Linked DNA regions of Homo sapiens: regions 1 and 3 are each linked to region 2. A link is an interaction called in ENCODE POLR2A ChIA-PET data of the cell type or tissue named here. Cell type or tissue: Panc1. All regions are shown on one strand. Each heading gives the region's core, and the rest is flanking DNA. Links, peaks and the distances in the headings are about the cores only.

Region 1 (7,752 bases), core at 1,561-6,560, 54 kb before region 2:
GAGCAGGCATGGGGGTTCTGGACAGCGGTGGGGAGGAGCATGGGGTAGCACAGGCCGCAGTTTATGGGGACTGGGGACTCTGCCTGGGAGAACCACAGAGCCCCATAGTCCCAGGTCTATACGGGGCCACTTCTCGACCCCAGAATGCCCTGGGGCCAGGCCCCTAGTCTCAGTCAATTCAGTGATTTCAGCCAAATACCAGTTTATTCTCCTCAGATCTGAGTCACGGCCCCTTGCTTTATCCCAAGAGGTCAGCCCCTAACAGGCAGAGGAATCGGGGCCCTGTAGCTCATCTGTGTTGAGATATATGCGCTTGCACTCTGAGCTCTAATGCCATAATCATCTTGAAAACGTAAGGACCTTCCCTCAATAAGGGGATGTTCACCTGAGCAAATTTATTCTCCTCATTGGTGCTGCATCCTACGCACTCCTGCTTACCTAAGAAGGGTTCTGGGGCCCCAAGGGGTGCCCATAGACTGGGCAGAGGGAGGCACAGAATGGGAGAGGCTGGGACAACAGTCCCCTTCCCTCCTCCCAGTCGTAGTGAGAATCACTTACAGAACAGTCCGGAAGAGTGCTTCTGCCTCTAGGAGCCCCAGATCAGAGCTGTGCACCTGCCCCTTTGGGGGAGGGGTAGGGAAGCTGCAGTTACCAGCTGCCATACCTGTCGGGGGAGCTCAGGATCCATGCAATGGAAGGCATTTTAGCTGATCCCCCTTGGAGAGGGCACTGCAGGTCTGAGCAGAGATTCCCGAAGCAAGGACTGGAGACAAAAAAAAAAAAGATACATGGATGAGAGGGTAGCTCGGGGTAGGAATTTCTTCAGCTCTCTACCCTCTTTCTCCCTATTGACACAATCAACAGACGTCAGTGTTCAGTGAATCTGTCATAAAAAAGGTTCAGTGGCATCTGTCATTTTTCTTAAGACATAAACTCCCCATCCTAAAAGGAGAAGCCTCCATGTTTACTCCATCTCATCCATTGAATCAAACAGCAGAACAAGGGCAGTGCCACAGCTGCCTGACCTTGTGCTGGCCGGAGCCCCTTCTGATGGCACATGCTGTAGGGAACAGGGGCTCCAGGATTGAAAGGGCGACCCAAGGTCCAGTTGGACGGATCCTGCTGGTTGCTTAGTTAGCGTCCCCATATTCGTTTCCCCCTTTAGCCTGTGAAACTCACTGAGAGCAGAGTGAGGCTTGGTCACCTTTACTTCTCCAGCACCTAGCACTGAGAGTATTAGATATTTTAGGCACAATCTCCTGATAGTAGTTATGCCTTAATTTTGTATAGTACTGTGCTTTTAAAAGCACATTCCTATCAAGCACCTCATCTTACCCTTAAATCTCCCCTTTTGTAGTAGTGGGCCAAATATTATCCCCATATGATAGATGAAGAAACTGAGGTTCCGTGAGGTTCGGTTAAGTGCCCACACTCTCCCATGCCACCCCACCTAGAAGCACACGTCTAATCAGTAGCAGCATCTAACCAGGCCCCTGCTCTGAATCTTCTTCCAGTGGTAAATTCTGCCACACCAAAATGACCCAGGCACAGCTAGAAATCTTTGAGAAACACCAAGGCATGGGAAAGTTGCCTGACAACTGTGGTCTGGCAAATGTTATTCTGGTTTGTTTTAAAGGAAAATAAGGAAGATGGCGCAAACTAGGGACCAGTGACCTTGACATCAACCCAGTCAAGACTGACGGTTGTGAGCAGCAAGGGACAGACATCAGTAGGAGGTGGCAGGGCCTGGGTGAGACCTTGGCATCCACATTTGCCAAAGTCAAATGCCCATAGACGATTACAATCAACCATGAAAATCTGTGACCAGGAAGTAGAATTTAATGTAGCGGTGTAGAAACCTTTGGTTTCTATGAGTCCCCTGGTTCTTTCCCTCCCTGCCTGCCAAGTGTTCAATGTTTGCCTTAGCTAACTTCTTTTAGCCATGTCTCTCTCTCTCTGTGTGTGTGCGTGTGTGTGTGTGTGTGTGTAAAATGCTCTAAATTACCCAGTGCCAGCCGCTGCATCCGGGGCTCAGGTCCTGTTTCTTAATGATAACAGATGGCTTTGAAGACGCAGTGGATCAATAGGGTCTGAATTCCTAAACTCTTGACAAGAGCTGGAGAGAACACACATCTCAATGCCCGCCCCACAGAAGCAGATGGAGGCCCTGTCCCTCACAGTCCTTCTTCTTCCATGGTCAGGTAAGCCAAAGGTGGGGCCCCGTGGGGTCACTCCGAGAGAGGGTTCGCCATCCTTGGTCCACTGTGTGGCAGATGGTTGCCCCATGCATTCAACAAACATTCAGCCATCTTATCTGGAAAGGGTTGTGCTTGGTGTTAGGGCAAGGGAGACGGAAAGAGGGAGGAGATGGTGAGGCCTGGCCCCTGTCCTAATGGAACTCAGCACTGTGAAGGAGACCCCACCATACAGAATGATCCCAATCCAGGGTGAAACAATCACCTACCGCTGCGTGCTGCTGTGGGCTGGACGTTACCGCCAGCTCTCAACATGCACCCTCTCATTTGGTCCTCAGCAGACCCTGGAGGAACTTGCTGCTGTCATCCCCAGAAGGGGAGGCCAGTGAGGTCATCTGGCCAGGGCTGCAGAGCTGGTGAGGTGGAAGCAGGATTTGGGCCTGGAATCCTCACCCACCACAGATGGATAAAGCTTCAGAAGAGAGGGAAATTACCTGGGCCTGGAGGGAGGGGGCATGGAATCAGGGAAGATGAGACTTGTGGGCTAGACCCTGGAGGACAAGAAGGATTTGGGGGAAAAGAGAGAGAGAGAGAACAGTCTAAGTAGACCCCATACCTGAAGCAAGGGCAGGGGGCAGGCAGGAGAGGTTCAGGAAATGGAGAGAGGCCACTCAAGAGAAGGACTAGTGGAGGCTGAAGCTGGAAAGGTGGTTCAGGGTCAAATGAGGCAAGCCCAGGGAGGGGAAGGGGATTTTCCTGAGTGGGGAAGAGGGAGCCACAGAAGGTAAGGTCTCTATGCGGGAGAGTCACCACCAGGGCAGTGAGCCCAAAAGAGCAGCCTGCAGGTTGCATCAACCACGAGACTGAATCAGAGAGCGAGGCCAGGCACGGAAGGCCTGGCCTGTGTACCCTGGCTCCGGAGCACCCCGCGTGGCCCCGCAGGTGCCATGGGAGGAGGAAGGGGGCCAGGAGGAGGCAGCCGGCTCCCCTCCACAGGTAAGTGATTGGATTAAGAGGCCTGTCTGACAGGATGTCCGTTCAGCCGCGGAGGCTAATCAACTTCCCCATCCTGTCTGCTAATAAATCCTGCTCCGGGGACCACTCTGCCTGATGATCTGTCCTCGGGGACCGGCGCAGCCTTCTCCCGGAGAACATCCCGCAGTCTATTAAGGCGGCCGCCGCGCGCTGTCAGGCCTCCGTCCCGGGGAGTCTCGGGAGGTGCCCATCACCCAGGTGCGCCCGCCGGGACCCCAGCCTTTGTGCGGCCACCGCGGGGGCTGACAGCCGTCCCGCTCCGAGGGGCCCGGACCCCCCAACCCTGGCGGCTCCGAGCTGCCGCAGGCTCTGCGTGCATAAATTAGGAGGCGGCGATTGTGAGATCTATAATATCTATAGAGAAGACGTATAAATAAATTAAAGCTTTAATTATTTTCTTGGATTCGCTGTAGCGCAAGAGAGCTAGTGGAAAGCTGTCGGGGAAGGGGGGAAGGACTGATTCTCTGAAGCCGCTCTAGTTTTTTTAGCTGCAGTGATTTTTTTCTCTCTTTTCTTCCTTCTGCTCCCCCAACCCCCAAAAGGCAAGAGTTGGGGCGGGGAGACAGTGAAACAATGTCCTTTGTTGCTCAAGATAAAAAGTACATGCCTTTTGACTTGCTTCCAAAACAGATGCCCCCCCCCATCTCCCACCCCCACCCCGACACACGAACACACACCACCAGCTTTCCTTTCTGTGAACACTGTCTATCCCACATTTTTATCAGTTCTGGAAGAACCTCCAAGGGCGTTATTAAATATGTGAAATACGCCAGAAATATTCAAGCAATCCCCATCTGGCCCTGGGAGGGAGGAAGAAAAGACTGGGAAAGTAATAAAGTGTGTTTATTTTTTAATCTAGATGACATGTTTTACATCATTAAAAAGGACAATTATTTTTAAAAATCAGCCTGCACGCTTCGATGGTTCAAGAGGTCTGCCGCCCCAGAATCCATCAGAACCTCACTCCACAGCCAGGCCTGGATCCACCCTCAAGGCCAAGTTACATTTTAAAACATTCAAAACCATGGAGGCAGTTGTGAGTCCTTTAGAAAGGCCTCATCTCTAAGGAGCAGGAAGGGAGGGGCCGTCTTATTACTGAGTCACGTCTTATTACTGAGTCACCTGGAAAAGAGGGTTTCTGATCCCAAGGCTCAGAGGATCTTAAATTCAGGCAGAGTTTCGAAGCTTGGTGGAAGTTAGATGGAGTTTGAAATGGCTGAGCCTTCGCCAAACCACCAATATCTCTGAAACAAAACACCAGTTGTCTCACTATGAAAACCCTGCAGACAGATGGCTCTCCAGAGCTGGAGTTCCCCCCTTTGTGCTGCCACTGGTCCAGGGCCACAGCCTAGTGAGGGGAGCAGCCAGGACATGGTCAAGCCCAACTCCAACAGCAAGCTCCTAAGACGGTTTCTCACCCTGGTCCGTTTCCTCTCTGCCCTGGACACACGCCAAGAGGTCAGTATACTAAAGTGTGGGTCTCTTCAAAAGCACGCATCCCTTTTCACTCAGCAAGTGGATTTCTAGGCATGCAATCCTAGACATGTAATTGTCAGTAATCAGAAAAAAATTATGCAAAGATTAGTCTCAAGTATGTTCACCACAGCATCATTTATGTTTGGTCAAATCACATGAAGTTGCCATTTTTTAAGTCAAGAACAGTCAAATGTTAGAAATTTTATGTTGTTCAGTTTAATAAAATTAAAACATTAAAAATACTTTTGGCCAGGTGGGGTGGCCCACGCCTGTAGTCCCAGTGCTTTGGGAGGCTGAGGTTGGAGGACTGCTTGATCCTAGGAGTTCAAGACCAACCTGGGCAACATGGTGAGACCCTGTCTCTACAAAAAAAAAAAAAAAAAAAAAAAACTTAGAAAATTAGTTGGGCATGGTGTTACACACCTGTGGTCCCAGCTACTTGGGAGGCTGAGGCAGGAGGATTGCCTGAGCTGTGTTTGCACCACCGCACTCCAGCCTGGGCAACAGAGTGAGACTCTGTCTCAAGAAAAAAAAAGAAGAAGAAAGAAGGCTGGGTGCGGTGGCTCACACCTATAATCCCAGCACTTTGGGAGGCCAAGGTGGGCAGATCACTTGGGCTCAGGACTTCAAGACCAACTTGGGCAACATGACGAAACTCCACCTCTAAAATTATATATATGTATATATAAAAAAGAAAGAAATACCTAAATTTCCAATAATAGGGGGTGGTTGCTCCATTTCAGCACCTACTAGAATACCATATGGCTGTTGGAAATAATGTTGCAGAAGTATATTTAGTAGAAAAATAGTTTAGAATTATATTAAATGAAAAATAATGTGTACAGTCTGATCCCTTTTCTTTAAAAATGAAAAAGACATATACAGAGATAATGATGGACCCCAAGATGTTGAAAAGGGTTTTCCCTTGATATTAGGATTGCACATGAGTTTTATTTTCTTCTTTTTGTTTATCTTCATTTTCTGGCTCTTATAACAAATATACACTACTTGTATAATAATAAATATAAGCAATAAAAGTTTTTTTTAAATAATAAAGTGTGGGGCTCCAAGTTGACTGTGCGATGCTGACCAAAGCTGACGAGAGGAGACTGCAGCCCCCACCTGGCCTCCACGGCTCTGTGGCTGGCTGCAGTCATGCCATATGTCTTACCCATGTCCCAGGATGCCGGGACAGGGGTAACAGAGAGGGGTGGCACCGAGTAGTCCTCTTGGGCCAGGTCATCTGGGCAACTGCCAACCCCTCCTGAGCTCCCTGGCTGCCCAGGGTCTGGCCTCAGAGTAGAAGCAAGAGGGGTAGAAAGCACATGGACAAGGATGGTTTTCACTTGAAGAAAAGCAGGATTTCTCGCATCTGAACGTGGCTCCAGAGAAAGGCAGAGTGTAACCCAAGGGTTAGTCATAGATCCACCATGGATTCACCAAGCCTCCAGTCCTCCGTCTTAATGGGGCCAGGTAATATCTGGGCCATACACTGAGGTGTTTTCCTCCATATTTCCTTATAACTTTTGCTCTTGCCTCACTCAAATTGCACAATAGGCAATCAAGTTGTTTCAGCAGAATCAGAGAGAGATTTAAAAGAACAACAAAAAAAGGTATCAGACGAAAGGACTGGGAACAATGCATCATTTGTCAGAGTCAGGTTTTTTTGCTTGTTTGTTTGTTTGTTTTTTCAGCTAAAAGAAATTTAAAACCTGCTGGGCTGGGAGAGAGAACCATGTCAGAGGCGGGATGCTGGAGACGCCCTGAACCCTGCCCTTCCCTAGGCCGAGGCCAGGGTTACAGAGATTACAAAAATCTCAGGTGGATTTGGAGAATCTTAAAGTAGAAGGGTCCTGGGCCTTTTCCCCAGGGGAGCCCACAGAGGATCAAGCCTGGCAGAGTTCCCAAGTGCCAAGTGTAGTGTGGGAGGGACAGAGTAGAAACGGCTGTGTGTGGTGTACCTGAGCAAAGAGGGCCTTGGGAGCCCTGTGGCTTCCTGTCGTGGAAGAGAGAAGCTGGATTCTCCCATGCCCCTTAGCAGCCTCTAAAGTGGGTGAGATTGCTCTCACCTCTGGAGAGGTATGCTTTGAGAATGAGGGATGGTGGAGCAGCAGTCTGGGTCTCAAGGGCTGACAGCAGAGATGAGTGTCTTCCAAAACACAGGCAGCCCCCAGCTCTCTTTTGCCAAGGCACCAAGTGAACCCCCACCCAAAATTTAGACACAATCTGGCAGATGAAGAGGGGGATGAAGAGAGAACCCAAAGTAACCGAGACCACTTGGAATTCTCTGAGATGGCCTTCCTGCCGTGCAGCTGAATGACTCAGAAGAAAAAAATAAGTCCAGGGCTGGACGCAGTGGCTCACGCCTGTAATCCCAACACTTTGGGAAGCTGAGGTGGGCAGATCACTTAAAGTCAGGAGCTCGAGACGAGCATGGCCAACATGGTGAAACCCTGTTTCTACTAAAAACACAAAAATTAGCTGTGCATGGTGGCACATGTCTATAATCCCAGCTACTTTGGAGACTGAGGCACGAAAATTGCTTGAATCGGGAGGCGGAGGTTGCAATGAGCTGAGATCGCGCCACTACACTCCAGCCTGGGTGACAGAGCGAGATTCTGTCTCAAAAAAAAAATATTAAAAATAAGGCCAGGTGTGGTGGCTCACGCCTGTAATCCCAGCACTTTGGGAGGCCAAGGCAGGCGGATCACGAGGTCAGGGTATCAAGACCATCCTGGCTAACATGGTGAAACCCCATCTCTACAAAGAATACAAACAATTAGTCAGGCATGCTGGCACATGCTTGTAATCCCAGCTAATCAGGAGGCTGAGGCAGGAGAATTGCTTGAACCCAGGAGGCAGAAGTTGCAGTGAGCTGAGATTGCGCCACTGCACTCCAGCCTAGGCGACAGAGCAAGACTCCATCTCAAAAAATAAATAAATAAATAAAATTAAATATAAGTCCAGATAGAGAAAGACAAAATCGTCTTCCTTGCAAACCTTGCAAAAGTTTGTGGCCTGAGAATGGGTGAAAAGATGGTAAGGT
Region 2 (7,752 bases), core at 1,356-6,355:
TTAGTCTCACAATTATTAATAAATATTTGCATTATAAATCATTGCAAAGAATAGGATTTTTTAAAATTATATAATGCTGTAGGCCCTATATTACAAAACAACAGAAAGTTCTTCAAAATGCATGAAATTACAGAGGAACCTAGAAGCTGAAAGTCTTTTGATTATTTTCTTAGTAGACTCTATTCTTATTCAGAGGAAAACACTCTGAACTTGTTACTTTAACAAATAAGAATCACATAACTCTCAACTGTAGTAAATACACAGTAATCTGGTCTGAACTGGTGAAGTTTTCCTATACTTCAACAGTTTGTGTAAGATTGCTGCTATAAAAAGGCAATGTCTTAATAAATATCATATATAATCATGCTTTCATATATGGTACAATTTCAGGAGAGAGGTAGACCTTCTATTTCTAGTATAAGAAAGAACATGGACTTTGGAGCCTGCCACACCTGGTTCCAATCCAAACCACTTATAAGTTATTTGACCTTGAGAGTTATTACTTTGCCTCCCTGAGCTTGAGCTTCCTCTTCTGTAAAAAGGGACACCATCTACCTTACAGAGTTAACGTAAAGATTAATGAGTTAATATGTATAATATGCAGAGTTGTTATATTTACCTAAATCAGGGGTCAGCAAACTTTTTCTGTAAAGGTTCAAATAGTAAAATACTTTATACTGATGACAGAGTCATCAGTCTCTGTCAAAACTACTCAATTCTGCCACTGTAGCACCAAAGCAGCCACAGACAATGTGAGTAAGACTATGTTCCAATAAAACATCACAAAAAGAAGCCACAGGCTGGCCCACAGGCCAAGTTTGCCAATCCTTGATATAAATTTTTCAGCATAGTGTCTGGCACATAGTGGGTGCTCAATATATGATCGCTGCTGTGATCATTATTTTATTGCTCCCTATTACGGCCAACAAACACCCAAATAATTGATCCATTATCTTCCATATTGTTACTGGATCACAGATGCTAAGGTTAAAGGAAGCTTTTAAGACAATGGGATTTAGTTCAATACTTAAATCCCTTCTATGACAACATCCCATGAATGGTTGTCCAATGTCTGAACAACTCCAACAACAAGGAAACCACTGTATAAGCAGCCCTGTCTCTTGTCAGGTAGTTTTGAGTGTCTCTGAAAGCTTTTTAGTGTTAGCTCAAGTTCAATGTGATTCAACTTTATGAGCATCTGCTGAGCCTCTGATGTGTTCCAGACTCTACTACATGCTGGAAACACAAAGATGAGTAAGATGCAACCTCTACCTCCAACTTCTCACTGGACTTACTTAGCCTGTGTGATGGTTAATACTGACTGTCAGCTTGATTGGATTGACAGACACAAAGTATTGATCCTGGGTGTGTCTGTGAGGGTGTTGCCAAAGGATATTAACATTTGAGACAGTGGGTTAGGAAAGGCAGACCCACACTTAATCTGGGTGGGCACCATCTAATCAGCTGCCAGGGTGGCTGGAATATAAAGCAGGCAGAAAAACATGAAAAGACTACACTGGCCTAGCCTCCCAGCGTACCTCTTTCTCCCGTGCTGGATGCTTCCTGCCCTTGAACATCAGACTCCCAAGTTCTTCAGTTTGGGGACTCAGACTGACTGTCCTTGCTCCTCAGCCTGCAGACAGCCTATTGTAGGACCTTGTGATTGTGTGAGTTAATGCTTAATAAACTCAATACTTAATTGAGTTAATTAAGTTAATAATTAAAAGTTAATACTTAATAAACTTAAATACTTAATAAATAATAAACTTAATACTTAATAAATAGGAGATATATATATCTCTCTCGTACTAGTTCTGTCCCTCTAGAGAACCCCAATACAGCCTGCTAAAACAAGTCTCATAATCTCCCACACGTGACAGTCATTTAGATGTTTGAGGGTAATGCCCTGAGTTTTCTCAGGTTCCAAACACTTAATTTCTTCAACCATAAGTTCCCTTATCATCTCTTCATACTGCCTTCCTCTGGATGTAAGATTCCTAAATGCCCTACAAAGAAGCCTAGGTGTGGCTGGCCAGTGGATGATGAGGCCGACTTACCACTCTGCAGATTTAGTTTAGTGCCAGCAACCTGATCATATTTGCCTCTCGGGAACTAGTCCGGCCTCATTTGCCTAACTCATGTCTACATTCCTTTAATTTTCCTAGTGGTTCTATAGAATTAGAACTAAATGGTAGCTTTTAGATGATATGGCAACCACTGATGTTTTATTTTCCTTAAAGAAAAGATTTAGGCCGGGTGTGGTGGCTCACACCTATAATCCCAGCACTTTGGGAGGCCGAGGCAGGGGGATCACCTGAGGTCAGTTCGAGACCAGCCTGGCCAACATGGTGAAACCCCATCTCTACTAAAAAAAAAAAAATACAAAAATTAGCCAGACATGGTGGTGTGCACCTGTAATCCCAGCTACTCTGGAGGCTGAGGCATGAGAATTGCTTGAATCCGGGAGGTGGAGGTTGCAGTGAGCCGAGATCGCACCACTGCACTCCAGCCTGGGTGACAGAGACTCTGTCTAAGAAAAAGAAAAAAAAAAAAAAAAAGAAAGAAAGAAAGAAAATGTTTAGCCTAACTAGCAGAGTACCTGTTTTTACTTGATCCAGCCTGATGGGTAGTAAAATAGCATTTGTCAGCTGAATTGATGTGATTAACTAAAAAATGTACAAAATTGGTGTGAAAACTTCTACCTATCTACTAATGAGCAACAAAGTCACAGCTCCAGCTCCCATCTCTCTCTTGGGTTCCAAATAAGTGATTCTTTCTGCATATCAGAAATTTCCACTTGGATGTCATATAGGTATCTCAAACTCAATGTGTACAAAAGTAAACTTAATCTCAATTCTCTAAAATAGATCTTTCTCCTGTTTTATCACTCCATCTTGGTAAATGGCTTGCCTATCCACCTGGATGTCTGAGTCAGAAAAATCAGCGCATTCTTCATTCCACCATCTCCTTCCCCTTTGACAACTAAACACTTCCTAAAATCTGATAATTCTACCCATCTCCTGGATTTGTCTCACACATTTATCCTTTATGCATTTCATAAACTGCAGGTTGCAACTAGTCAATGTGTCATGAAATAAACTGAGTAAGCTTTAATCTGCATATTTAAGAATAAAATAGACTTCTCCCTCAAAGTAGAATAGAATAGTTTGTGGCAGATTAACACTCCTGCAAAGACCTAGAAAAAAAAGGATTAAAATATGTTTGTTCAAACTACTATGGAAAACAGTATGGACATTCATTGAAGAACTAAAAGTGGAACTACCATTTGATTCGGCAATCCCACCGGGCATCTACCTAAAGGAAAAGAAGTCATATGAAAAAGACACATGCACACACGTTTATAGTAGCACAATTTGCAATTGCAAAGATACGGAACCAACATAAGTGCCCATCAACCAACCAGTGGATAAAGAAAATGTGGTATATATACACCACGGAATACTACTCAGCCACAAAAAGGAATGAAATGTCTTTTGCAGCAACCTGGATGGAGCTGGAGACCATTATTCTAAATAAAGTAACTCAGGAATGGAAAACCAAATACATGTTCTCACTTGTAAGTGGGAGCTAAGATATGAAGATGCAAAAGCACCAGAATGATATAATGAACTTTGGGGACTCAGGGGGCAGGGTGGGAGGTAGGTGAGGGATAAGAGACTACACATTTGGTGCAGTATACACTGTTTGGGTAACAGGTGCACCAAAATCTCAGAAATCACCACTAGAGAACATATCCATGTAACCAAAAACCACCTGTACCCCAAAAACTACTGAAATAAAAATTATTAAAGAAATAAAAAATTAAAAAGTGTTCAAAAGCATCAGGGAGCTGCTGAAGCAATGAGGATGAATAACCAAAATCTGGAGAGGAGAGACCTGCAGAGAGGTGACCCCAGGCTTTATCCAGACAGAGGGGCACTGCCAAGGATCAGAGAAACAGCAGAGCTTTGTATGTTTGTACAGGGCTACAGTAACAAAACTGGAGACTTGGGGAGCCTCAAACACATAGTCAGTCTCCCCAAGACATTCTGAAGCTGTGCAAAGCTGGAAGTAAAAGATTAAACCAAAAACTAACCAAAGCAGTTTTCCACAATCTTGTAGTGTTGAGGACGCAAAACTTAGATATCTTTCAGGACCTGTTGGGAGCATGGATCTTGGTAAATACAGCAGGCTCTCAGTTGAAAGCCCTGGTTCAACTGAAAACATCAGTTCAGTACTGATGGAATTAATTTGATCACCCTTGACCCTCTCTGCATGACAGAGAAACACTGAATTCTCCTTGAGGAAGATATCATCTGAAGCTTTAACAGTTTTTAATACACAGTATCTAGCATTCAATAAAAATTACTAGACATTCTAAGAAACGTGTTGAAAAACAAAGGGAAAAAATATACAATAAAAATTTACCCACAGGTGATTCTGAAACTAGAGTTTTATTAGACAAGGACATTTTAAAAATTGCTGAGATTTATGTCCAAGAAAACAAGACAAAATGAAGAGACGAAAAGAAGAAAAATTGCACTGGAGAATTATGTTTTAATCAAATAAAAATTTTAAAGTTAAAAACACAATAGCTACACTGACGAATCAATATAAGCCAGGTGCAGTGGTGCACACCTGCAATCCCAGCTACTTAAGAGGCTGAAGCAGGAGGATCACTTGAGCCCTGCAGCCAAAAATGGTTAGCTGGATTTAACTCATTGAGCCCAGGATTAAAGACCAGCCTGGGCAACATAGTGAAAATCCATCTCTTAAAAACATTTCAAAAATCAAAATGTTTACAATTTTAAAAAAGAAATAATCTTTTTCAGTGTCTAGAAAGACTCCATTAAAAAAATAAAAACAATCAATACATAAGTATGACTGCAGATTACACACAACAAGAAGACAAAGTTAATGAGCTAGAAGACATGTTAGTAAGTAAACTGAAGCACACAAAGAGTGGAAAACATACAAAAGGGAATAAAAGTATGTGAGACACAAGGAAAAGGTTTAACTTACATGTAAGTGGAGCCTCAGAAGGAAAGACTAGAGCAGAAGCAGTATTTGAAGAGATAACAGTAGAGAATTTTTCAAAACTGGTAAGACATCTACATAAAGATTCAAGTCTCTCAACTAACTCCAACCGGCATAAATTCCAGAAAACAAAACAAACAAAAAAATGTACATCAAAGTCAAAGTCAAAATCAAAAACAAATAAAAATAATTTTTTAAGCAGCCAGAGGAAAAGAAACATTACCTTCAAAGAAGCAACAATGAAACTGACAGCTGATTTCTCAAAAGAAATGATTGAAACCAGAAGACAATGCAATGACATCTTTAAAATGCTGAAAGAACAGGCAGGAAAGCAAACTTGCCCATCTGGAATTCTATTCCTAGGGGGAAAATCTTTTTAACATGAAAGTAAAATAAAAATGTCTTCAAACAAAATGAGAATTTACCACCAGCAGACCTGCACTAAAACGCATATAAAAGGGGGTTCTTTATGCCAAGTTTAGCAAAAAAAAGACCCAAGATAAAAACATAGAAATGCAGGAAGAAATCAAGGGCAATGAAGTGGGTAAATCTAAATGAATACTAATTGTAAAACACAGTAACTGCAATGTCTTTTGAAATTTAAAATGCAGACAACAATAATGCAAATTGCAGAAAGGAGTAATGTATTTAAACTATTGGAAAATGTTTGCTTTGTTTGGAAAATGCTATGGTAGACTATAATAAACTAACATGCATATTAAAATCTAGTATGGCCACTAACAAGGGAGCAAACAAATGTATAACATGTTAATAGATGGTGAATAATAAAATAATATAAAGTATTTGAACTAAAGGAAGGCAAGGAGAGAAAGATGAGTATAAAATGGGTGGATTAAAAGAAAAACAAATAGTAAAATGGTAGCTGTAAATTCAACTATATAATTATATTAAAAATAAATTGGTTGTAATTCACTATATAAACAAATTTAAGAGAAAACCCATGTAATCGTCTTGATACAGAAAAAGGATATGACAAAATTCAGCATTCATTCATGAACAAAAATCTAAACAAACTAGGAAAAGAAGGGCTCTTCATTGAACTGATGGCAAACATCTATGAAAAACCCAGTTAACATCATACCTAATGGTAAAAGAATTATTCTTTCCCCATAAAATCATGAACAAGGCAGGAATGTTTTCTCTCACCACTTTTATTCAATATCATACTGGAGGTCTTTGCCAATGTGATATGGTAAGAATAAGAAATAAAAGGCACAAAATTTGAAAAGGAAAAAAAAATGGCTTTATTCACAAATGACATGACTATTTACACAGAAAATCCTTAAGAATCTACCAAAAAAAGCTACTAGAATTACTAGTGAGTTTAGGAAAGTTGCAAAATACAATGCCAATATATAAAACCCAATTGTGTTTCTATAATGAACAATTAGAAATTGAAATTTTAAAAATACCAGTTCAAAGGCATCAAAAACACATGGAGGCACTGATGAGACAAATTAAAGACGACCAAAAACCATGTTCACGAATCAAAAGAATCAATATCTTTCCTGACATGACCTAAAAAAAGAAATCAGGCTGGGCGCGGTGGCTCCATTCCTGTAATGCCAGCACTTTGGGAGGCCAAAGTGGGCAGATTACTTGAGATCAGGAGTTTGAGACCAGCCTGGCCAACATGATGAAACCCTGCCTCTACTAAAAATGCAAAAATTAGCTGGGTGTGGTGGCACGTGCCTGTAGTCCCAGCTACTTGGGATGCTGAGGGAGGAGAATCACTTGAACCCAGGAGGCGAAGGTTGCAGTGAGCCCAGATCGCGCCACTGAACTGCAGCCTGGGCAACAGAGGGAGAATCCGTCTCAAAAAGAAAACAAAACAAACAAAAAAACCTCTCATATGTGCTAATAACTGTTGGTAGTTCCTTCTACAAACACACTGACCACAGGATCCATTAATTCCATTCCTGGATAGTTACCTAAGTGAAATGAAAACACATGGCCGGGCGCAGTGGCTCACGCCTGTAATCCCAGCACTTTGGGAGGCCGAGGCGGGTGGATCACGAGGTCAGGAGATCGAGACCATCCTGGCTAACACAGTGAAACCCCGTCTCTACTAAAAATAAAAAAAAATTAGCTGGGCGTGGTGGCAGGCGCCTGTAGTCCCAGCTACTCGGGAGGCTGAGGCAGGAGAATGGCGTGAACCCAGGAGGCGGAGCTTGCAGTGAGCCGAGATTGCGCCACTGCACTCCAGTATGGGTGACAGAGCAAGACTCCGTCTCAAAAAAAAAAAAAAAAAAAGAAAACACATGCATACATCAAAACCTGCACACGGATGATTACAGCAGCATAAAAGCCCAAAAGTAAAAACTCAAAAGTCCTTCAACTGGTGAATAAACACATTTTGGTATATCCAATTGACTACTGTCAACAATATTATTCAAACTATTATTCAACAATAAAAAATGAGCTACTAATATAGACAACCACATGGATAAGTCTCAAAATCATCATGCTAAATGAAAAGAAGTTATACCCAACTCCCATGTAGTAAACGATTCCACCTATATAATACTCTGGAAAAAAAACAAAACTATAGAGATGGAAGTCCTATCAGTGATTGCAAGGGCCTGGGAGAAGAAAGGATTGCCTATAATATAAAAGAGCAAGATGAAACTTTTTAGGGTGATGGAAACATTCTAATCTCAACTATGGTGGTAGTTACACAACTACATATATTCA
Region 3 (7,752 bases), core at 1,561-6,560, 370 kb after region 2:
AGCCATTCTGACTGGTGTGAGATGGTGTCTTATCATGTTTTTTATTTCAGTTTCTTTAATGATCAGTGATGTTGATTTTTTTTCATATGATTCTTGGCCACATGTATGTCTTCTTTTGAAAAGTGTCTGTTCATATCCTTTGCCCACTTTTTAATGGGGTTGTCTTTTTCTTATAAATTTAAGTTCCTTATAGATGCTGGATATTAGACCTTTGTCAGATGCCTAGTTTGTAAAATTTTTCTCACATTCTGTAGGTTGCATGTTTACTCTGTTGATAGTTTCTTTTCCTGGGCAGAAGCTCTTTAGATTCCATTTGTCAATTTTTGCTTTTGTTGCAATTGCTTTTGGCTTCTTCGTCATGAAATATTTGCCAGTTTCTATGTCTGGAATGGTATTGCCTAGGTTGTGTTCCAGGGTTTTTATAGTTTTGGGTTTTATGTTTAAGTTTTTAATCCATCTTGAGTTAATTTTTGTATATGATATAAGGAAGGGGTCTGGTTTCAATCTTGTGCATATGGCTAGCCAGTTATCCCAGCACCACTTTGAACAGGGAGTCCTTTCCCCATTGCTTGTTTTTGTCAGGTTTGTCAAAGATCAGATGGTTGTAGGTGCGTGGCCTTATTTCTAGGCTATCCTGTGCCATTGGTCTATGTGTCAGTTTTTGTACCAGTACCATGCTGTTTTGGTTACTGCTGCTCTATAGTATAGTTTGAAGTCAGGTGGCATGATGAGAGGCATTGTTTATAATATTAATACTAGCACAGGAGCTCACACATGGGTGTGATGTGTATTGCATGCACACTCACACAACAACCTAATGTCCATCAGTGAAAGCCAGTTAAATAAGTGATGATATAGTTATGTGACTGGACATTAAGATGGGATTATTTCTGTCTCCAATTCAGCTGAGACCTCAAAGTCTGAGAATACATAAAAGATGCATAGTTCCCCTGCATCCCAAGGGAGGGGCTGGATCACACATGCAGAACACACTAAGATATTATGAAACCAGGTCTGCTGGCATTAGCGTTCACCCCATCCTACCCATCAAAGGACAGAAGGGTTGATGAGTCAGTGGAGTGCTGAGGCCTCCCCAGCCCTCCCCACCACACCCCTGGGGAGGTGGGAGGACCTGCCTGGGAGGTGGAGTGGCAGGAGGGAGCAGGCTGGGGGGCACTGCCCAGAAGCTGCCCTCCCACTGCCCAGTGCTTAGTGCCAGTGCTCCCGGACCACACCGAGGGACGAGCTGCTTATTCTCGTGGCCCCATATCAAGATGCAGATAAACTGGGAAAGAAGAGAATTTCTATTTCTGTAACCAGGTGCAGGGAGAAGGCCTGGAAATTATCGCCAGACCAACTCAAAATTTCAAAGTATTCCAGAGCTTATATACCTTCTAAGCTCTATGTGTACGTGTAAGTGTGCATTTATCTAAAGACATAAGTGATTAACTTCTAATCTATAACTAAGGTCTGAGTCCTGAAGACCTTCCTCTGGAGCCTCAGTAAATTGACTTAATCTAAATGGGTCCAGGTGCTGCAGTGATTACCCTTATCTTGTCTCCTACTAAATCACAGAGGTTTGGGGAGTTCCTTCCAACCTCCAATAAACTTGTTCGTGGAGGCCTGGGGAGTTTCTTCAGACCCCCCAATAAAACTTGTTTGTTTAATCCTAAACAGGTTTTGTTAAGAATGCCTTCGTTATTTTGTCATGCTTTAAGGCCCAGGAAAGGCCTAGGCGAAACTCTGGGTGGGGTTTTGTTACATTCCAGCTTTTGTGTAAGGACACTGGCTCTACCAGCTTTTAATATTTAACTTCACCAGTCAGTACTGAAATAGTTGTTACGGAGGCCCGCGTTCCTGAGGCCTGGCCTGCCATACCAGGAGGTTGAAAGGAGTGGAAGAGGAACTCTGATATTTGGATTCAAATACTTCTATATTGTCCAACATAAACATGTTCATATGTTACCAAAAAAAAAGGAAAATAAAGGAGTAAAAAAGCATGTACAATGAGCACCTAATAATTAATAGTTTGTTCTAGGGAGCAGCCCTGGGAAAGCATTTCCAGCAATTTCAGATTTTTGTTATGTTTGAATTTTTTTACAATATGCATGTTTTATTTGTAGAAGCAGAAAATAATATCCAAATATAGCATTTTAGAAATAATTATAAAAAGCTACCAGAAGGCCCAGCTCTTCACCCCTCTCCTCCTCCTCCCTCCATTAAACACAGAACTCAGCCCAGCAGGGTAGGGCTGCAGCCCATGGCAGCACTGGGAGAACGCTTCCTTTCTCTGGCTGCCCACACCCAGGATGGGACTTCCAAGCAGGACAGGGAACAGGTCCCTGTTCAGGTCCAGGGATCAGCTGGGACGCCAGCGCCTTGAACCTGACTTCCCCAGGCCAGGACTCAGCCCCCTCCTTGGAACCCCATTGCTCCCCGGACTCTCCCCATCTCAGCCTCTCCCACACTCCACCCGTCTGCCGGCCTGCACCCCAGCTCTGTCCCCTCCTCTCCATCCCCAGTCCACTCACCTTCAGCTGGTAGTGAGCTTTCCCATGAGGAAACTGAGGCACGCTGGGAAAAGGGAGCTACTCCAGGTCAAGCAGCAGCTTAGCAACAGGGCTGGGACCCAGGCTTCCCAGTAGCCGCTATGGTGTGCTTTAAGTAACACCACACACCTGCACAGCTGAGGTGCGCCGCACCTCCCCCTCACTATACTCCTTCATTCCAGATTGAAATGTGCACCATGCTCAGGCAAAAACAAACAAACAAACAAACAAACCAGGCTTTTCTCACAAAATCAAATCAGAAGGTAAGATGTGTGTGGCAGAAACAAGTTTCTTAACTTCCCGAAACCTTATTTTCCTCATGTGGAAAGTGAGTTGAAGAGCTCCTGCCTCATGGCATCGCGGGGGATCTAATGAAACGATGTGGTGCAGCTGGTGCCTCATAACTGGCAGCTGTGGTTTGTTTCTCCCAAAACCCGCCACTCTGGCCCCCAGCCATTCAGGAGCTGTTTTAGGTGGCATTCATTTGGGTGGTGGGGAGCAATGGAACTTTTTCTTTTTTCTGAGACGGGGTCTTGCTGTCGCCCAGGCTGGAGTGCAGTGACGCAATCTCATCTCACTGTAACCTCCTGCTCCCTGTAACCTCTGCCTCCCAGGCTCAAACGATCCTCCCACCTCAGCCTCTCAAGTAGCTGGGACTAGGTGCACACCACCACGCCCAGCTAATATTTGTATTTTTTGGAGGGACGGGGTTTCGCCATCTTGCCCAGTCTGGACTCGAACTTTTGGGCTCAAGCAATCCTCCTGTCTCAGCCTCCCACAGTGCTGGGATTACAGGTGTGAACCACCACGCCCCGTCCCAACGGAACTTTTTCTTCCTCATCCAACAACGTATATATTTGCTCTTCAGTGAGTAAACAGTTGTCCTTTTTTTTTTTTTTTTTAGCAGCACTGGATTCTAGGAAAAATGAAAAATGAAGTGCATGCTTCACTTACTATGCCCCTGTGTAATAAACATCAGCTTTACCGAAGAAGAAACCTGAGGCTGTGTCCACACTGCAGTTATCTTCCTACACTCTCCATTTCTCCTTATTCTACAGATTGGCTGGGGGAAACTGAAGGATATATTCCTGGTGCAGTAAACCTGATGGTCAAACCTTCCCGGAGCTCCAGGGCAGCCAGCTGCTAGGAAGCCTCTCCCCTCTGGCCCACACCCTTCCTGTTGGCTCCTGGCCACACCAACCCATCACCTGGGAGGATGCTGGAGAAACGGGGTTGCCCCAAGAGTCCACGTGTCCTTGACGCATGGCCAGACTCAACAATGGGCTTCTTAATGAAACTGGGAAACTGCAGAGTTCAAGTGGGGGTTGGGTGCTGAACCGTGGCTCATTCCCTCAGGGATCAAATATCAGCAGAGTCATCAGGTAAAGGCCACCAAGTTCACCTTCACCTTCCTGAGGAAAAGACGTTTGGGGTCTCAGCTTTCTTCAGCAGGCAGGGCAGCTCTCCAGCACATGATAGAAGCAGGCTGCGAGTTAGATGGCAGACAGAGGCCGGACACGGTGGCTCACGCCTGTCATCCTAGCACTTTGGGATTATAGGCCAAAGGATCGCTTGAGGCCAGGAGTTTGAGACCAGCCTAGGCAACACAGTGAGATCCCAGCCTCTGTAAAAAATTAGCTCTGCGAGGCCAGGCGCAGTAGCTCACGCCTGTAATCCCAGCACTTTGGGAGGCCCAGGTGGGTGGATCACCTGAGGTCAGGAGTTCGAGACCAGCCTGACCAACATGGAGAAACCCCATCTCTACTAAAAATACAAAATAAGCTGGCCATGGTGGCACATGCGTGTAATCCCAGCTACTCAGGCTGAGGCAGGAGAATTGCTTGAACCCGGAAAGCAGAGGTTGCAGTTAGCCGAGATGGCACCATTGCACCCCAGCCTGGGCAACAAGAGGGAAACTCCATCTCAAAAAAAAAAAAACAAAAAACCGGAGCTCTGCGTGGTGGTGCATGCCTGTAGTCCCAGCTACTCAGGAGGCTGAGGTGGGAGGATCACTTGCAAAGCCGAGTTCCAGGCTGCATTGAGCTGTGATTGCACCACTGCACTCCAGCCTGGGCAACAGAGAGAGACACCGTCTCTTCAAAAAAGCTGACATCTGCTGAGTCTGTCAGGGGCTCGCAGATGTGGGTGGAGGGGGCTCAGATTCCCTGTGCCTGGGTGCTGGGGCCGGAGTGGGAGTATTAGCCATGGCCTTTTGTTCTCAATATCTCCATGGCATTCTACCCATTCCTCTCCACAGCTCCATCCTGTTCTCTAAGTTGGCCCTTGATCAACTTTAGACAGCAACAGACATGAGCAACAAAGGGCTGTGTGTCTTCTGAAGCGGATATTGAACCGGACCTTCACACAGCTGTGCTTTCAGAGCCTGCCCCTGCCAGCTGCCCTCCTCAGTTCTCACCCTTGTGTGCCGTGCTCCCGTCTTCGGCAGCCTGGGGAGGTGGATGGACGGATTCTTGGAGTCATGTTCTTCATGCCTAAAACAAGCACAAAGGACTCCAGACAGAACCTGCTGTATTGAAATACAGTTATCAAAATGTAAACAAACTCAGGCAAGATAAAGGCTACTTTATTAATGCATTGCATGATAAGATCTGGCAGTCGCTCTAATAACAACGATGATTTTGAAGAAGTGATGAATATAAGAAATTTCAAGGTATCTGCAACAAACGCAGTGGGAAGTGAAAATATTTCAGATTCAAATTGCGCCAGACTTGCAGGTGCCTCTGATACACCCTACTTTGTTGCATACATTAACTGAAGGAATAGCTAAAGTTTAGTTAGGGGTTAATGAAAATAAGTGTGTAATTTTTTCTTTACTGAATGTACAGCCCTCTCTGTTCTGTCTGTGGGCCCCTGACTTCCAGTGTCCAGGTCAGCTCAGCTACTGCCTGCAGTACAATGTTCTCTTTGCCTGGAAGCCATCATTTACTGGCTGGTAGGGCTGCTCTGGGCCCTGCAGCTGGGGTCCCATTTTATTCCCTCACCTCTCTACCTTTCTCCCTCTGTCTCTCTCCCTCCCCCTCTCCCTCTCCCCTTCCCCTCTTCCCCCTCCTTCTCCTCCCTCTCTCCTCCCTCTGTCTCTCTCCCTCCTTCCCACCCCTCCTTTGGCTCCTCCTGGGGGCTACTCACTTAGGGCTGAGATTTAAACATTTTCAGATTTAGAGTAAGTTGGGAAGAAGCAGGAATTAGATATGACTCTCCCAGCCGGTAGACAGGTAGGTGGTCAGACTTCAAACCTACGTCTGTCTGTTTCCAAAAATCCTGTCTTCCCAGCAGGTCTGGGACTTCCCTGCTCATCAATGTGTATTTCTCCCAGAAAGCCAGGGATTTTCCTTGCCTCCAGAAAGCCAATGACTGTCCTTGCCTCAGTCTGGCTCTAGAGAGGGCTCACCTAAACAAAGGACAGCCTTCGGCCTAGGGAAGGGGGACTTCCAAACGCTGCCAGGTACACAGATGCCTTGGCCATGCCTGTCTGTTCTTCATAGGACTCTGCCCTTGTGCCCTCCACCGGGAAGGGGTTTCAGAACATCATTTGGCAAAGACTGAATAATGCCTGCCCCCATCACAGACCCTGTTAAAACTGGAAAAAAAGACCCAAACCAAAACTTCACCTTGCCCAGGCCAGGCACTTGTTTATATTTGTTGTCTCTGTGTCCTACAAACATTAACCAGAAAGCCTCTTTGACCAGACGCAGGGGAAATGGAGGTTGTGCTATCTCCTGCACATGGAGCTCTGAGGCCGAACAAGGGCTTACCCACAAAAGTCAGATGTCTGCTGCTGCTTTCTTAGCAACAGATTTAGAAACCTATTCATCAGACAGACTTCTCCTGAGTGGCTCATCCACATCCCCCCCTCCCCTCACACTTCTGACCCCCCACTCTGCCCACACCCTTGTCACCCTGCTTCAGTTCATTGAGGGAATCAGGATGGCCTCAGGCATTTCATTCATTCATTGATTCACCTATTCATCAAAGCCTTGTTGAGTATCTCGGTATGTGCATGACCCAGCATTATGTGGGCTTTACCAACTTCAGCTCACAACCATTGGATTAAATTCTCTTTTAAAATGGTCTTAAAGCTGTGTTCTTACATGCTTTTTATTTTTTCTAAAAACACTTTTAAAAAGAAAGTAGCTTATATCAGAAAGCAATTTATAGATTAGGCACAGTGGCTCACACTTGTAATCCCAGCACTTTGGGAGGCTGAGGTGGGAGGATCACACAAGCTCAGGAGTTTGAGGCCAGCCTAGGCAACACAGTGAGATCCCATCTCTACAAAAAATCAAATATTAGCCAGTAATGATGGCATGTGCCTGTGGCCACAGCTGTGTGGGAGACTGAGGTGGAAGGATCGCTTGAGCCCAGCAGGTCAAGGCTGCAATGAGCTATGATTTCACCCGTGCACTCCAGCCTGGGTGACAGAGCTAGACCCTGTCTCAAAAAAAAAAAAAAAAAAAAAAAAAGCCTATGGATTATGGCTGGTTGTTATAGAAGAGATAGAGTTTTAGTTCTGATCTTAAGGACTAAAGATAGAACTCTTTCTTCCCTCCTGTGGTAGCCAGGGGCCACTGGACAGCCACAGTTTGGAAACTCCCAATCTATTTTCTTGGGCCTGTCCTGCGTAAACCCTTGGTTCCAGGAGTTCTAGTAACAGGAAGCTGTCCCTGCTTCAGCCTTGAAAATCTTTGCTATTCTTTGAGGCCCACTGGATGCCAGATGTCTTCTGGGAGGCCTTGCTTGCTCACAGTGAATTCTCTCTCCTCTATTTGGATATGCCATTGTCTATGCTTTTTATCTGGTGATGGCCACATAAGTTTTGTGACATCTCTTGCATTCTTGCCTTGTATGCATTTAATGTTTAAAAAACTTTTTTTAAAGCTTTTTATTTTGAGAGACAAGACCTCACTATATTGTCCAGGCTTGACTCGAACTCCTCAGCTCATTCCTCCCACCTCAGCCTCCCAAGTAGCTGGGACCTCAGGTGGGCGCCACTGCGCCCAGCAATGTTGCTATGTTACTTATACCGCAGCCATGCCTAGCTCTTCTCTCCAAGTCCTCAAAGCGCTTCTTCATATTGTCTCTTTCATCTGAAACTTTTCTTCCCCCAGTTAATCCAATCCATAGAATATAACCCTTTCTTCATACAAGTGTATGAAAATATAACCATTTATTCAGTGCGAGTGCA

Evidence for each region. Peaks named below come from ENCODE experiments on the same cell type or tissue, not always from the same donor. Only the 100,000 strongest peaks of a DNase experiment are listed, where the experiment ranks them.
Region 1: POLR2A ChIA-PET joins it to region 2 with 7 read pairs; 2 of 35 experiments call an interaction of 5 or more read pairs at or near these places.
Region 3: POLR2A ChIA-PET joins it to region 2 with 5 read pairs; 2 of 35 experiments call an interaction of 5 or more read pairs at or near these places.

Annotation. Positions count from the first base shown.
Region 1 is chr9:36,735,351-36,743,102 of GRCh38, reverse strand. No RefSeq gene overlaps it. Among named protein-coding and RNA genes, the nearest start is that of MIR4475, 84 kb to the left of the region's middle. RefSeq lists an enhancer at 3,499-4,698. In Panc1, for the core only: no CTCF peak of the experiment used is centred there; a DNase peak (open chromatin) is centred at 4,327; H3K27me3 peaks cover 45 bases.
Region 2 is chr9:36,680,658-36,688,409 of GRCh38, reverse strand. No RefSeq gene overlaps it. Among named protein-coding and RNA genes, the nearest start is that of MELK, 110 kb to the right of the region's middle. In Panc1, for the core only: no CTCF peak of the experiment used is centred there; no DNase peak of the experiment used is centred there.
Region 3 is chr9:36,314,006-36,321,757 of GRCh38, reverse strand. LOC102724322 (a long non-coding RNA gene) reads right to left here. Exons shown (of 5, transcript XR_001746660.2): 4 at 4,966-5,041; 5 at 3,293-3,961. Among named protein-coding and RNA genes, the nearest start is that of GNE, 59 kb to the right of the region's middle. In Panc1, for the core only: no CTCF peak of the experiment used is centred there; a DNase peak (open chromatin) is centred at 3,764; H3K27ac peaks cover 4,939 bases.